2 separate regions of the Homo sapiens genome follow, and region 1 is linked to region 2. Evidence: read pairs that join two places in POLR2A ChIA-PET (ENCODE). Cell type or tissue: Panc1. All regions are shown on one strand.

Region 1 (8,000 bases), 96 kb after region 2:
GAGCGTCACTTCACCTCACCAGCCTCCGCCTTCCCTAGAGCAAAGAAGCAAGGACACCCTACTGCCCTCAATGAGCTGCTTGAGCCTGAATGTAGACAGTTTACATGCACACACCTGGCAGATAGAAGCTGCTTAATCAACGATGGTAGAAGCTCAAAGGGGTTAGCAGAAGATGGGGTTTGACCACTGGCTTAGCCTGCAAAAGTCCTACCCTTCCTTCCAGGCCTAACTCTTTTTTTTTTTTTTTGAGGTGGAATTTCACTCTTGTTGCCCAGGCTGGAGTGCAATGGCAAGATCTTGGCTCACTGCATCCTCTGCCTCCTGGGTTCAAGAGATTCTCCTGTCTCAGCCTCCTGAGTAGCTGGGATTACAGGTGCATGCCATCATGCCCGGCTAATTTTTGTATTTTTAGTAGAGATGGGGCTTCATCATATTGATCAGTCTGGTCTCGAACTCTTGACCTCAGGTGATCTGCCTGCCTCGGCCTCCAAAAGTGCTGGGATTACAGGCATGAGCCACCATGCCCGGCCCAGGCCCAACTTTTAAAAGTAGTAATATAATTTACCCTTATTTTTGTTTGTTTTGAAACAGGGTCTCACTCTGTCACCCAGGCTGGAGTACAGAGGCACGATCTTGGCTCACTGCAACCTCCACCTCCTGGGTTCAAGCGATTCTCATACCTCAACCTCCCCAGTAGCTGGGACTACAGACACACGCCACCACACCTGGCTAATTTTTGTATTTTTAGTAGAGATGGGATTTCGCCATGTTAGCCAGGCTGGTAATTTACCCTTTATTGAGAACTCAATACATAGCAGGTATCTTGCTAAATAAGAGCTTCACATACACCCATCATTTTATTTTATGCCTGCAATACTTATGAAGTAGGGATTTATCATTCCCCTTTTACAGATGAGGAAACTGAGGCTTACAGTATTTTATGACTTGCTTGAGGTGATGCAGTAAGAAGAGATGCTGCCAGGCCTTTCAGATTTCAGAGCCCATGTTCTTAACCACCGCATGATAACAGCAACTTAAATGCCACCACCTACATGAAAGCTTGGTGCCCAGCAAGCCTTTCCTCTTCTAAACACTCGTAACTCTGTACTCTTCCCCGTCTGTGACATCTGCCTCCATCTGCTTTAGTGTGTGTATATATGTGTGTGTGTGTATGTGTGTGTGTGTGGTGAGCACACATTTCTTTTTTTTTTTTTTTTTTCTTACTCCCTTAAAAGAGCATGAAGAGCATACGTTCCTTGAGGGTTGAAGTCATGTTCAGTCCTCTCTCTCCCAGGGTCAAGCCAAGTCCCTGGCACACTGTGGATATTCTACCTGTGTCTGGTGAGCAGATGAAGGAATGAGGGCCCCGGGTTTCCTTCTGCCAGGCTCTATCCCCATGGAGGACAGTCAAAGAAAAAGCAGGCAGTTGCACTTCAGAGATATAAATAAGCGTCATCAGAGAATCACTGGGATGTTTACTCAGGAGAGCATAGGGAAGATGTGTTCTAGAACAAGGAGACCAGCCTTTCATGACAAAGGTGGGTGTGCAGACCCTCCTGGAGGCAGGGGAGGGAGTGATGGCTTCTGGAAGGCCCTCCTGGCCTGTGATGTTGATGCCTGTGCTGGACGTTGTCTCTGTCTGCCCATCCTGCTCCGCCCTGTTCTCTTCCCTGTAGGAGATCACAGAAAGAGGAGAGAGTGGGGCTGGGGTGGTGCTTCCAGGTGGGTGGTGCTGGGTCGGGTAGCAGCTCTTTGTTGTTGGGCTCAGGAGTCTGTGTTATCCAGTTATCCATGTGACTTCCCTACACCCTGAACACATCTTTGTGGAGAGTCCTTTTTTTAGACCCTTTTCACATGATCCTGATTTGATGGTGCCCTTTGTTCCTGCAGAGACCCTGACTGATGGGGTGGAACGCCCTTTTCTGTACTTTTTGGGCCACTCCCTGAGGTTGGATCTATGCTGATATATTTCGGCATCCCCATGCCTGGCATAGTCCTGGGGTTGTGGTTCCTTGTTTATTTTTTATTTTGATTTGTTAGAGACAAGGTCTTGCTCTGTCACCCAGGCTGAAGTGCAGTGGTATGATCATCGCTCACTGCAGCCATGAACTCCTGGGCTCAAACGATCCTCCTGCCTCAGCCTCCTGAGTAGCTGGGACTACAGGTGTGCTGGTGTGCACCTCTGCACCCAGCAGGTTGTAGGGTTTTTTTGTTTTTTTGAGACAGGGTCCTAGGCTGGAGTGCAGTGGTGCGATCTTGGCTCTCTGCAACCTCTACCTCCCAGGTTCAAGCGATTCTCCCATCGTAGCCTCTGGAGTCACTGGGACTACAGGTCATGCCACCATGCCAGCTAATTTTTGTATTTTTTGGTAGAGACAGGGTTTCTGCATGTTGGCCAGGCTGGTAGCAAACGCCTCACCTCAAGTGATCCACCAGACTTGGCCTCCCAAAGTATTGGGATTAGAGGCGTGAGCCACCATGCCCAGCTAGGTTGTGGTTCAAATAGCTAGCATTTATTGAGCACTTACTATGTGCCTGACATTATTCCCTGTATTCGTCAATCCTCACAACAATCCCATGATTATCATCCCCACTTACAGATGAGGAAACTAAGACACACAGATATTGAAGAGCTTGTCCCAGGTTACAATGGGGTGGATCTGGGATTGGAGCCCAGGCACTGTGACTCCTGAGCTGACAGTGTGACTCTCAGCCCCATCTTTGGACTGCCTTTCTGCTTGTTGTATGGGACTGATGCCTCTTAGCTTTGGGATTGAAAATAATTTGCTTCTTTGCTAACTCAGCAACTCAGGTGGAATGGGAATGAAAAGAATTTGTTTCTTTGCCAACTCAGTAACTCAGGTGGAATGGGCAGAAGGTGGAATGTAGGTCACCATGGCAACTGGATCAACGAGGTGCCTCAGCTGGCGAGTCCTTGAGGCTGAGGTTCTACTGCTGGCAGACAGAAAGGTGTGGTTGGCATGGGGCAATGCTTGAGGTATCAGATGCACTGGGAGGACCTGGAAGAGTACCAGGTGGGTAGATCGGGCTAGGGACTCTGGGCAGAGGTGGGAGCTTCCTAAAGCAGGTGGAATGAATGGGAAAATTCCTTCCTGACGCTCTAGCAGGGGTGTCCAATTTTTGGCTTCCCTGGGCCACATTGGAAGAAGAATTGTCTTGGGCCACACATAAAATACACTAACACTAATGCTTGCTGATGAGCTAATAAAAAAAAATCACGAAAAAATCTGATAATGTTTTAAGAAAGTTTACAAATATGTGTTGGGACCCCATTCAAAGCTGTCCTGGGCTGCATGTGGCCTGCAGGCCGTGGGTTGGACAAGCTTGCTCTAGAGTTTACCAGGCGGGGTAGCGGTGGTCCCTCTCTTTGCTAAATCTGCATCCATGTGGCCCAGATGAGATCTCTAAGGTTACCTTCCTCCATCTGTCTCCTGCACCAGAGCCCAGAGTTTCACTCTTGTCTCTGATCTGCTCTCCACATCTGTGCCAATGCCCTCCTTCCCAGGGCTGTAAGAGACTAGGGGGTAAGAAAGAGCACCATTTCCTCTCCTGCTGCCACCTCAGGCATCCACCTCAACCTGGGGTTCCCCCAGCTGTGCAGCAAAAGAATGGGCATTTCCTCCCCAGCCTCTGAATTGCGCCACTCCCCAGGGGCCACAGCAGGGATGAATGGAGTGGACACGTCGCTTCTCTGTGATTTGTTGCAGGCCCTGACCTTCCTGACCAGAAATGAAATTCTGTGGTGAGTAGAAGCCCCGCCCCTCTTTCCTTCTCCCAGCTCCTCCCTCTGAGCTGGATTCTTGCCCTAATACAGCCTCACGCTGGTCCCTGAGTGTGGTCCCTGCTCAGAGCCACACAGCCCTGGAGATGGGGCTGGGACACGGCAGGCAGGGATGGGAGGGCCCAGGGGCCACGATCCGCAGAGCCCCACTGGAGCTGAATGAGACACCAGGCTTTAGGCTGCTAACCTTTTACTGGGATCCAAAGTGAGGTTTCTTCAGAGGATCATGGAGCTGGACAGAACCTCTTTGGAATAATGAGGAGAACAAGGAAAGGACTTGGGGAACTTATGTCTGAAGCCCATTTTGGCTGTCCACTGGCTGGGTAAACTTGGATGCATGACTGAAGCCCAGACTTCCCTCTCCACCTCCCTCCCTCCCTCCCTCCCTCCCTGCCCTTTCTCCGGTGCCTGTGATGTGCTGGCCTCGTGGAGGCCCTGAGGGTGGGGTGGTGAGCAGCCCCGCTCCCTGTTGTCATGCGGACCGCTGTCCAGTGGGGAAGAAACTTCATTCAACGTGGAGGTGGCCAAATACCCTTCTCGTGGGGCTGTGGGGGAGAGTGAATAGTGTGAGAGGTGTGTGTGTGTTTGTGTGTTTGGGCCAAGCCAGGTGCCCAACAAAACCTGTTAGATGAATAAAGGAGCTCACCAAGACACTTTCAGGGGAAGGTGGGGGAAGGTTCCCTCTCATCATCTTTGCTTGGACTAACCCTCCCCAGTCACCACACGGAAGCCACATTTCCCACTCAGGGTCTGGTGGTGGCAGGTAACAACTTTGTCACAAGTGCAAGACTCTCCAGGCACAAATGAGGATGGGGGATGGCCAGGGCACGGGGAGCTAACCAGGGGCTGTCACCCAGTGACATTGTTTCCCTTTTGAAAATAATATTCACTCACTTTTTTAAATATAGAAAAATATGACATAACTCCAAATGACCCATATCCTACTACCCATATAACCTCTATTGAAATTTTCTGAAAAGTATCACATGAATAAAAATAAAATGAAATCTAAAAAAAAATGCTACCTGGCTAGAAAATTCAAAATTCAAATAATGGTTCTCAGTCATAAGTGGGAGTTGAACAATGAGAACACATGGACACAGGGAGGGGAACATCACACACTGGGGCCTGTTGGGGGGTGGGGGTCTAGGGGAGGGATAGCATGAAGAGAAATATCTAATGTAGATGACAGGTTGATGGGTGCAGCAAACCACCATGACATGTGTATACCTATGTAACAAACCTGCATGTTCTGCACATGTATCCCAGAACTTAAAATATAATTTAAAAAAAAAAAAAGAAAATTCAAATAGTGTAAAAGTTCTAAGTGAAAAGAAAATGTCTCCATTCTCTCCTCCCAGTCCTTTTCCCTCAAGGCCGCCTCTGCTCACTGTTGGTTTGTCTTACCATCTAGCCTTCTGGAAGAATTTTCCATACATAAGCCAACACATTTATCCTCCTTTTACCCCATTCACATGGTTGCATTTATCCCTTCATACTGTTCTGTACCTTTTTTTTTTTTAAGCTTTTGGGGTTTTTTTTGAGACAGAGTCTTGCTCTGTCTCCCAGGCTAGAGTGCAGTGGTGCAATCTTGGCTCACTGCAACCTGTGCCTCCCTGGTTTAAATAATTCTCTTGCCTCAGCCTCCTGAGTAGCTGGGACTACAGGTGCCTGCCACCACGCCCGGCAAATTTTTGTATTTCTGTAGAGATAGGGTTTCACCATGTTGGCCAGGCTGTTCTCAAACTCCTGACCTCCAGTGATCCTCCCACCTTGGCATCCCAAAGTGCTGGGATTACAGGGGTGAGCCACTGCACCCGGCCTACATTTTAGAACTTCGATGGGTGAGACAATGTTGTCCTTCAAAGGAGTTGCACCAGTTTGTACTCTCAGCAAGGGGGCATGGCCATGCCTGCCCCTCTTTCTAACCCAGGGGCTTCAAATGGCATTCATGGATCCACCCCTGGGGTTCCTCCTATATGCCAGGAGAGAGCATGGGGTGGTGGACGAGAGGAGTGAGAGGAGTATGGGAAGGGTTCAGGCTCTCTCTCGAACATCGATCCTCCATTTTCATTTGTTCTGCCTTGGCCTTCGGAGAAAGAGTTCCTTGGAAGCGAGCCATGCTTATGGACGCCTCCCTTCTGAACCTCCCACCCAGGACCTGAGACGACCTCCTCCCAGATCCTGTTTCCAGTCTGTTTCCATCCCTGTGGAAGGTGCCTTTCCCCGGAGAAGAGCACAGTTTGGCTCCGCGTTGTGTTGGGGAGGTGGGTCCCTGTGAGTGCTGCCAGGGAAGGCTCCAGTTCACAGTTCACGGTTCATGGTTCAGTGCAAACTTCTCTAACAAGCAGTTCTTAAAGCTCTTTCTGTCCTGCCCCTTCTCTTGAGAGACCCATTCCTGAGCATGAAGGGCCTGTGCCTGCCCCTGGGTAGCTCCTGCTCAGGAGGCTCCCACTCTCAAAGGCCGGCGTGCGTCAGCGCTGGGGGTGGTGGGGTTGGGGACGCCACTGCATAAGGAAGGCAGAGTAGAGGGCAAAGTATCCAACTCCTATTACTTGGACACCTTCAGATAAGACAGAGTGAGAAGCACTAGTGGGGCCAGGGACAGCAGTGCAGAAACTCTCAAATGGGAAGGTGATACCAGTGAGAGCCCTCTGCTGCTTTAAACCAAGGGGAGTCTCCAGACCCAGGAGACCACAGCCTGGGAAGCAGCTGAGAATGTGGAATAGCTGTCAAGAGCTTTGAAGAGTGGAAGAGGACCAGCGAAGGCAGGAGATGCTGAAATGTCCCAGTTCAAAATGAGAAGTACACCTTGACCCAGCCATTCCACTTGCATGAAGAGGACACAGGTGAAGTAAGTGCTGATTCATCCCTCTGTGGAAGACTGCCCTTAGAGAGGAGGGGAAGAGCTTTCTGTTTGATATAGAGCCATCTCCAAGGTATATTATTAAGTTAAGAAAGCAAAGTTCAGGGGGCTTCCAGTTACGTGGAGAATAGAGCATTTTCTTTGACCTCTGTTTACTAAAAGGAGAGTAAAGGAATTAAAAAAAACAAAAAGAAGAAGAAAGAAACCCATAAGGACAAAGAGAACACAAGCAATGACAGCAGATGAGAGAGGTCAACAAAAATTTTACAAGTGCAAAGCAGATAGACCCATGACGCAGACTTAGCTGAATAGAAAGTTGAAAGAATTTTGCCTGCAGGGGTTGGATGATGGAATCGAGAACGCAGAAAGGCTCAGGAACCTCCAAATGCCAGGATGCAGGATCAGGTGAAAACAGAAAGGCAGATTGAAAGTCTTATGTGATTCCTTCTCTCTCCCTCTGCAATCCACAATCAACTTGGCACCCCTGCCCTGCCCCAGCGGAAGACAGGAGCTAACCATCTGGGGAGAGCTGGAGCCAGACAGGCCCCTGACTCAGGGCCACCAGCATGATGAAGAGCAGGGTGAGCTTCTGGTCAGCATTTTAGAGCCTCCCTGTAAGTAGAAATCGAAAGCTAAGGGACACCAGGTATTTGAGGAAAGAATAAAAAACGGCCTACACACACTAAGTCATGCCATCATGACATTTCAGACTGGCAGAGATGATGAGAAGATCCTGAGTGCTTCCACGGAGAGCAAAACAGACTACAGAGAATCAGGAATGAGAATAGCTTTGGACTTATGTTGGAAGACAGTGGCTAAACACATTCAAAATTCTAAGGAAAAAATTTCAATCTAGAAATAAGTTCTAGCTAAGCCATTAATCAAGAGTCAGGGCAGGATAACAATACTTTTTGTCATGCAAATTAAAAAAATCATCTCTTATGGACCTTTTCATAGGAAGCTTTTGGGAGATGTGCTTCATTAAAACTAGCGAGTAAACCAAGAAAAAAGAAGACCCAGGATCGGGGAAACAAAGGCTTTCAACCTAGAGGCAAAACGAATTACAAGGAAGATAGTGAAGGGAAGCTGAAGGATGACAGCAGGACAGTCGGCCTGGAAAGCAATCAGTCCAGATTAGAATTAGGGAGTCAGGGGTTCCAAGAGTGGTGTCTCTAAGAGACAAAATGAATCTATCTAGATACCATATTGAGAGGTACTTATTTCTGCAGAAAGTTTGGAGATGAAATAAAGATAGGCACACAAAAACCAAGGCAAAAAACTGAAAGTGATTATTCATTCTGGGAAAAACAAAAAGACTTGCAGGAAAGAAGT
Region 2 (8,000 bases):
CCGCCCCCTGCCCCCTCAACTTTTTTTTTTTGAGACAGTGTCTCACTCTCATCTAGGCTGGAGTGCAGTGGCACAATCATGGCTCACTGCTGCCTAGACTTCCTGGGCTCGGGTGATCCTCCTTTCTCAGCCTCCTGAGTAGCTGGGACCATAGGTGCGTGCCACCACACCTGGCTAATTTTTTTGATTATTTAGTAGAGATTGGGTCTCACTATGTTGCCCAGCTGGTCTTGAACTCCTGGGCTCAAGGAATCCACCCGCCTCGGCCTCCCAAAGTGCTGGGATTACAGGCGTGAGCCACTGCGCCTGGCCTGCTCACCTTTTTAATCCCAGCCTCCTCCCCTGGGCCAGGGCAACTGTTCATCTGCTTTCTGCCCCTCTAGATTAGCTTCTGTTTTCCGGAACTTTAGAGTAATGGAATCCTTCCATATGTGCCCCTGTTTGTCTGACTCCTTCTGCTTTTTGTGTGTTTCAATAGCTTCTTCCTCTTCATGGCTGTATTGTATTCCTTGCCACACATATACCCGGCTAATGTATCCATTTCCCTGTGGATGGACACGCAGGCTGTTTCCAGTTTTGGCCTGTTACAGATAGAGTTTTGAAGCTGGTGCAGATAGGGGAGAGCGCTAGCCAGGGAGCCCAGAGGCCCATTCCCTCCCTCTTTTTTGTGAGACGGAGTTTCACTCTTGTCGCCCAGGCTGGAGTGCAATGGTGCATTCTTGGCTCACTACAACCCTACCTCTTGGGTTCAGGTGATTCTCCTGCCTCAGCCGCCCGAGTAGCTGGGATTACAGGCACCCGCCACCACGCCCGGCTAACTTTTTTGTATTTTTAGTAGAGACGGGGTTTCATCATGTTGGCCAGGCTGGTCTCGAACTCCTGACCTCAGGTGATCTGCCTGCCTTGGCCTCCCAGAGTGCTAGGATTATAGGCGTGAGCCACCGCGCCCGTCCTCCCTCCCCTCTTTGTCTTACTGTTCTCTTCTGAAACATGAAGCATTGGACTCACAGTTCCTAGGGGCCCTTGGCTTTAACAGTTGGCTTCCTTCATTTTTCTCTGTTAATGCTGTGCTCCTGTGACAGTGAGGGCCAATGGCAGAGGCTGGGCCTGCTCAGGACCTGGGGGTGCTGGGCTCTGCACTGCCCAAGCCTCATTCTGGAATTCAAGTGGTAAGTTTGTAGACCCTCAGCTCCGGTGAGCTTAGGCTACAGAATTTGGAGCTAGAAAGGACCTGAAGCATTGTCTGTATGGTCGCCTGACTGGGTGCATGGGTCCCCTGAAATGCGTGTTGAGGATCTGCTGGAGCCAGCCCATTGTGGCAGCAGAGCGCTGACGCTTGAATCCCATCCACCCTGGGGGGCTAGGGAAGGGTGGGGTGGGGCTGGGTTTGTCCCACCCCTACTGTCTCCACTGTCCCCTTCCCCCACCATGGCCAACTGGCCTCCCTCCCTGCCTCCCAGCAACCTCAGCAATGCCCTACTTAGACCCCGGAGAGGGGTCTGCCCATCTGTTCACCATGATAAGGCTGGAGGGGGCGGTGGCAGTGGGTTCCTATTGTGTCTGTGGCACCAGATTTGGAGATTAACTCCAAATCACTTCGGTCTCAGGAACAATGAAGTGGCTCCCCCACAGCCTGATGTCACCCCACCAACCTGCTGCTCCCTCTGGGAAGGGAGGATCAGGAAGGGATGGGCTCTGGCTTACTCTGCCTTCCAGAAGCTGCTGAAGCAGCATCTGGGATCCCCATTTGCTCAGGGGCAGGGATGAGGTTGGGGGGCACACCTGGGAAGGCAAAGAAAACAATGTGGCCCCAAGGGCCAGAGACTGTGGTGGCTGGATGGATGTGGAAGGTGGAGCCATGTGGCCTTGGATTCGAAACCTGGTTCTGCCACTTGGGTGACCTTGGATAAGTAAGGTGACCTCCCTGAGCCCCAGTCTCCTCACCTCTGGATGGGGATAATTGTACCTCCCTCTGCAGGGGTGTTGGGAGAATTGAGTAGCACTCCTAGCCCAGCTCCTCGCACATGCTTCATATCTATTGTTTGCTCCACACACCTCAGCCCCAACTGATCTAAGAGCCCTGGCCATCAAGTTTCCTGTGGCACATTTCAGTCCTTGGAGGCTGTCCTGAGTGATAAGGGACAGCCCTCTTGCTCCCTCTCTTCAAGGACAGGACAGGTGCCTGAGAGAGGAAGGGGCTCAAGTCTGAGCTGGGAACGGGCTGGGAAGGGCCATGCCCAGGTCAGGAGCTAGGGATGGGGTTTGGGCTGGGCAGAGCTTGGCTAAATGAAGAAGCCCAGATAAAGTGGTGGTGGCTGGGGGAGAAAGGGTGAAAGCTTAGTCAGGGAAGGAAGTGCCTTTTTTATTTTTATTTTTATTTTTATTTTTTTGAGACAGAGTCTCGCAGTGGCGCAATCTCGGCTTATTGCAACCTCCGCCTCCTGGGTTCAAGCGATTCTCCTGTCTCAGCCTCCTGAGTAGCTGGGATTACAGGTGCGCACCACCACTCCCTGCTAATTTTTGTATTTTTAGTACAGACAGGGTTTCACCATGTTGGTCAGGTTGGTTTCGAACTCCTGACCTCGTGATCTGCCCGCCTTGTCCTCCCAAAGTGCTGGGATTAGAGGCATGAGCCACCGCGCCCAGCCAGGAAGCACCTTCTATCTTTAGCAAGTTCAAATCTCCAGGTCACTGACATCTAGGGACTAGGAAGCTGTGCTGATGTGACTGGAGCCCAGCCACCTGCTGGCTTTGATTAAACAGATAATTTTCAAGAACAGATAAAAGGAGTGATGAGTAGCCAGAGCCAGCAACAGTTCACCAAGAACACGCCAGAATAAATGTCACCCTGAATTAAGGGTCCCTTATCTGATTCTGTCCTCTGATATTTTCATCAAAGGCTTGAGTAATGGCACAGAAGGCTATATTACCAAATTAGTGGGTGATGTGGGGCCAGGAGAGAGCAGGAAGAGATTTAATGTGGAACCAGGCTTCAACACCTGAAGCCTCATCAAAGGCCTGGAGCTGCTCAGTGGCACTAAAGTGCAGTCTGGCGCTGATATTAAAAAGGGTAACTGCTCAGCTTCGGCACAGGAGAGGCCTGGCTCAAAAGGTAACAGGCTGGGCATGGTGTCTCACACCTGCAATCCCAGCACTTTGGGAGGTGGAGGCGGGCGGATCACCTGAAGTCAGGAGTTCAAGACCAGCCTGGCCAACATGGCGAAACCCCGTCTCTACTAAAAATACAAAAATTAGCCAGGTGTGGTGGCAGGTGCTTGTGATCCCACCTACTCAGGGGGCTGAGGCAAGAGAATTGCTTGAACCCGGGAGGCGGAGGTTGCAGTGAGCTGAGATCATGCCACCGCACACCAGCCTGGGCCACAGAGTGAGACTCCATCTCAAAAAAAAAAAAAAAAAAAAGGTTAACAGACACTGATTTTTTCTCTTGTCTTGGAATTTGCCACCAGTATGCACAGCCAAGGACAAAGAGATGCTCTCAGTTCTCCCCAGCCTGGATAACTAAAAGAAAAGAAGGAGGATCCCTCTAGTTGTGGGTTGTCAGCCTCAGAGAGGAAACCTGGCAGAGTTGGAGCTGCAGGCTCCCAGGTATCACTCATAGAAACTGCAGGAAGGGGAGATGGCATCTTTTTCCCAGGTTGGATGTCTACTTTGAAATGAGCTCACTGCTCTGCTCCCAGTGCCTGTTTGAACAAGGGCAAAGAGCATGGGGAAAGGTGGCAAGGGTCTCTGGGGGCCCTCTCACTCCCATTGTCCAGCATGTATTCCATAGTCAGTAGTGGCCTGGTCACGTGTTTCCTCTTCCAGGAAACAACTGTGGGAGAGTGTTGATTTGGGGAGTCAGCCCGGTCAAAGGCATGACCTTTTCCCCAGGAACCTTGGTCTCCTCCAGCCAAAGGGCAGAGGTCATTGGCTGAACATTTTGCTGCCGTTGGTCGCGAGTCTAGGCTCTGGGCAGGGTTTGCTCAGGACATGTGGTGAAGTGGGTGAAGTGTTCCTAACTCCTGTCTCCTTTGGATGATGGGTTCTGTGAACCGTGTCCACCTGGGGGCTCCTCCACCCATGGGAAGCTGCCCAGTGAGCTGGGAGGCTGGTGAACAGCGGGACACTGCTGGCCCAGAGCTATTGTGACTGGGCTGCAGCCCTGGCCCAGCACATCCATCACCATGGAAATGCCTGTGGCTCTGCCCAGTGCTTCACATACAGGGTGAATGTGGAACAGTCCCTGCCTGCAGGACCTTGGGTCTTTCTAAACTGTAGTTTTGTAATCTGTAAAACAGGGGTGTTAATCCTCACTTAAACCACAGCGTTGTTCTTTTTGTTTTGTTTTGTTTTGTTTTTTGTTTTTGAGACAGAGTTTTGCTGTTGTCACCCAGACTAGAGTGCAATGGCGCAATCTCGGCTCACTGCAACCTCCGCCTCCTGGGTTCAAGCAATTCTCCTGCCTCAGCCTCCCAAGTAGCTGGGATTACAGGTGTCCGCCACCACGCCTGGCTAATTTTTGTATTTTTAGTAGAGATGGGGTTTCGCCATGTTGGCCAGGCTGGTCTTGAACTCCTGACCTCAGGTGATCTGCCTACCTTGGCCTCTCAAAGTGCTGGGATTATAGGTGTGAGCCACCGCACCCAGCCCCACAGTGTTGTTCTGATGATCAAATGAGAGAGTGATGTGAGAGCTCTGTAACTGCAAAATGCTGTTCATATGGATTCTCGAGGGGGTGCTGTTCACTGGCCAGAGAGGGTCACGGAGGTCAATTCCATCACAGTCCTTGCCCTAAGGGGCTGGCACCACCCACGAGGCCCTCCCCTGCAGCTGGGAGACTGAGAGGCAGGAGTGTGAGTCTCTGTGTTTGTCCAGATGTGGATGTGGTAAATTTCCAGCATCAGAGTGACTCAACCTCAGAGATTAGCAGTTTTCATCTGAAATCAGAGTCAGAGAAGGCTGGGCCCTTACTGGTGTGTGTGTGTGTGTGTGTGTGTGTGTTGGAAAGTTGGGCTATGTGGATACTAATTTTGGCTACACCATTATCTCGCTTCATGACCTTGAATATGTCACTTCCACTTCGAACCAAAATCCCTTCCTCTGAAACAGGAGCTGGAACAATTATCTGAGTGAGTGTGTGTGTGTGTGTGTGTGTATCTTTGCAACCTTTGAGAAAAAGTAATGGCTGCCGGACTCGGTGGCTCACGCCTGTAATCCTAGCACTTTAGGAGGCTGAGGCGGGCAGATTACTTGAGGTCAGGAGTTCAAGACCAGCCTGGCCAACATGGTAAAACCCTGTCTCTACTAAAAATACAAACATTAGCCGGGTGTGGTGATGGGCGCCTGTAATCCCAGCTACTTGGGAGGCTGAGACAGGAGAATTGCTTGAACCTGGGAGGTGGAGTTTGCAGTGAGCCAAGATCATGCCCCTGCACTCCAGCCTGGGCAACACAGCAAGACTCCATCTCAATAATAATAATAATAATAATAATAATAAAAGATGCTGTTGTTCCAGCATCAAGGCTCCTTCCTCACTGGGCAAGAGGAAGGTACTGAGTCCACGACAGATTGAACTTTTCAGGGGTTACCTGAGAAACAGAGTCATTCCAACTTCTTACCTGAATCCAGCTTTGGGATTGAGAGGGGGCCACAGCTTTGTGCTGCTCAATGGAAATGGTGATGTGAGCTGCAAGGGAGGGAGCTTGGCTTGGTCACTGTCGGCAGTGCCTCTTTCTTCTGCCAACTTGTCTGTCCTAAACACATCCTTCCCTGGCCCTGGACAACCCTCTCTTGCCTCTAGCTTCCTGAGATAAGTTATGGGAAGGCTACTGGGCTTGGGGGTAGGGGGAAATGCTGAGCCTGCAGAAAGAGCTAAATGTGGGAATGTGAGGGCCTGAGGTAAAATAGGATTTCTTTTCTTTCTTTCTTTCTTTTTTTTTTTTTTTTTTTTGAGACAGAGTCTCACTCTGTCGCCCAGGCTGGAGTGCAGTGGCATGATTTCGGCTCACTGCAACCTTCGCCTCCCAGGTTCAAGTGATTCTCCTGCCTCAGCCTCCTGAGTAACTGGGATTACAGGTGCACGCCACCACACCCAGCTAATTTTTGTATTTTTGGTAGAGACAGGGTTTCTCCATGTTGGCCAGGCTGGTCTCAAACTCCTGACCTCAGGTGATCTGCCCACCTCTACCTCCCAAAGTGCTGGGATTGTAGGGGTGAGCCATCGCACCCGGCCAGAATAGGATTTCTTAGCTCCAATGGAATCTGTCATCTTTGAAGGATGACATCTTTAGATTACAGCCTCCTCTCTCACCGAGGTTCTGAATAAGAAATGACCACATCATAAATAGCTCTGAACTTCTGCCACACCTTTGCTGAAGATGTGGATCATCATGGGACAGTACACAGCAGGTGGGTAAGAGCATATGCCTCGCAGCCATCGGCCTGTGTTCAAATCCCCGCTTTGCCATCAATTCACTGCCTGATATTGAGCAAGCGGGCTGCTTTGAGCCTTGGTCGAATCTGGCACGCAATTGAGAATAACATATGTATTTTATATTGTTGTAGTCTTCACTTATAGAAGGACTTGCAAGCTAAACTTCTTTTATAATTTAGTGTGGGGTGAGGAGGAAGGATCAGCCTTCTCTCTTCATCAGTGAGATTTCGATGGATCAGCATTTCCCAAAGCATGTGCTGTGACATACAGGGCTCGGAGAGATGTCGTGCAAACAGAGGCTCTGGTATTTGGAATGAGTTTGGGCAGTGCTGGATTAAGCAGGGGTAAACAGCATCTTTGCTGCAAGACTTTTCATAACCTTTATTAAGCTAAGATGCCTTGCGAAGCTCCATGAGTCGGTGATATTGACAGCATTTTCCCAAATTCATTTGACCAACGAACCATTTTTTCCACGAGGCATACCATGGGACACGTTTTGAAAAGAATTGTCGTTACATCCCTCTTTCTCTCTTGGCCCCCGGAAACTTCTATTTCCATCTGATGCTCACCCCGAGTAACCAAATCAGCGGGGATCTGGGTATATTTATACCCCACCTCCACTCTGCTGTGCTGGTTTTCTATTTTTGTTTTGCTGTACATATATCTTTTAGTGCAGGATGCCTCAGATGCTGTGTGGAAATGAGGGGGGTGGGGATGGCATCATCTGGAGAGAAGGAGCCCACGCTAGAACCTCAGGCAATTCTGAGATCTTAGGAGATGTGAGCAGGGACATGGGTGCAGTTCACCACTGCTCTGCCCAGCTGTCACAATGCTGATCACCCCTAGGGAGATGGGGATAAATGCAGCCCCTTAGGGGACTTCTCCCAGGTCTGTTTGTAAAGTCTGTCCCAGGCGATAAAGAAAGGAGGGCAAGTGTCATCACATTTATGTCCTGCAAGCACTGCTTAAGAAAATAAGAGTCACCTTGAACTGGTCATTGCCAACCTCAAAAACAAGCTAATTTCTGCTATTGTTGCATTTAGCTGTTTTAAGAAAGACAGAGGCAGGTGGGACAGGGCAGTAAGCCTCAGATTTTGATGTGGTGGCCTTAGGAGTGGGTGAGTCAATGGCAACTAAGCCCCCTGAGGGCTGCAGGCCAACAAGGAGCTGCCAGGAGTGCTGTCACAGGAGGGCTGGCTGTGTCCTGCCTCTGGGGGCAGGGAGTGCAGGTGCCATCATTTCTTCCTTTGAACTCTGAACCCCCCATCAAAGCTTCCCTCTCTGTATCTTTCAGTTGACCTATGCGGGTAACGAGGGGCGGTGTGGGCACTGGGAGAAAGTGTCCCTACTCCCACTCTCTTTATTTCTCCAGTATATTTCAATCTGCAGGTATTAAACCATTAGCAGGTAGAGACATCAATTTAGTGGATCGTGACCAGCATTTTATAACATGCAATAGAACAGAACGTATTAGAATCATTGGCTGTAGCAGGGTTGCTAAGAATTATTTTGTGAAAGGTAGGCAGATAGATAGGCATGGAGCTAGATAGGTACAGAGCTGTGTGCT

Evidence for each region. ChIA-PET counts read pairs that join two places held together with the same protein. Peaks named below come from ENCODE experiments on the same cell type or tissue, not always from the same donor. Only the 100,000 strongest peaks of a DNase experiment are listed, where the experiment ranks them.
Region 1: POLR2A ChIA-PET joins it to region 2 with 16 read pairs; 3 of 35 experiments call an interaction of 5 or more read pairs at or near these places.

What each region holds. Positions count from the first base shown.
Region 1 is chr2:26,636,296-26,644,295 of GRCh38, reverse strand. It overlaps CIB4 (calcium and integrin binding family member 4), which reads left to right and starts at 2,930. Exons shown (of 7, transcript NM_001029881.3): 1 at 2,930-3,035; 2 at 3,729-3,763. The coding sequence starts at 2,982. In Panc1, no CTCF peak of the experiment used is centred here; no DNase peak of the experiment used is centred here.
Region 2 is chr2:26,732,210-26,740,209 of GRCh38, reverse strand. It overlaps KCNK3 (potassium two pore domain channel subfamily K member 3), which reads right to left. Exons shown (of 2, transcript NM_002246.3): 2 at 6,790-8,000. Among named protein-coding and RNA genes, the nearest start is that of SLC35F6, 28 kb to the left of the region's middle. RefSeq lists enhancers at 1,275-1,775, 1,776-2,276. In Panc1, no CTCF peak of the experiment used is centred here; no DNase peak of the experiment used is centred here; H3K27ac peaks cover 4,985 bases.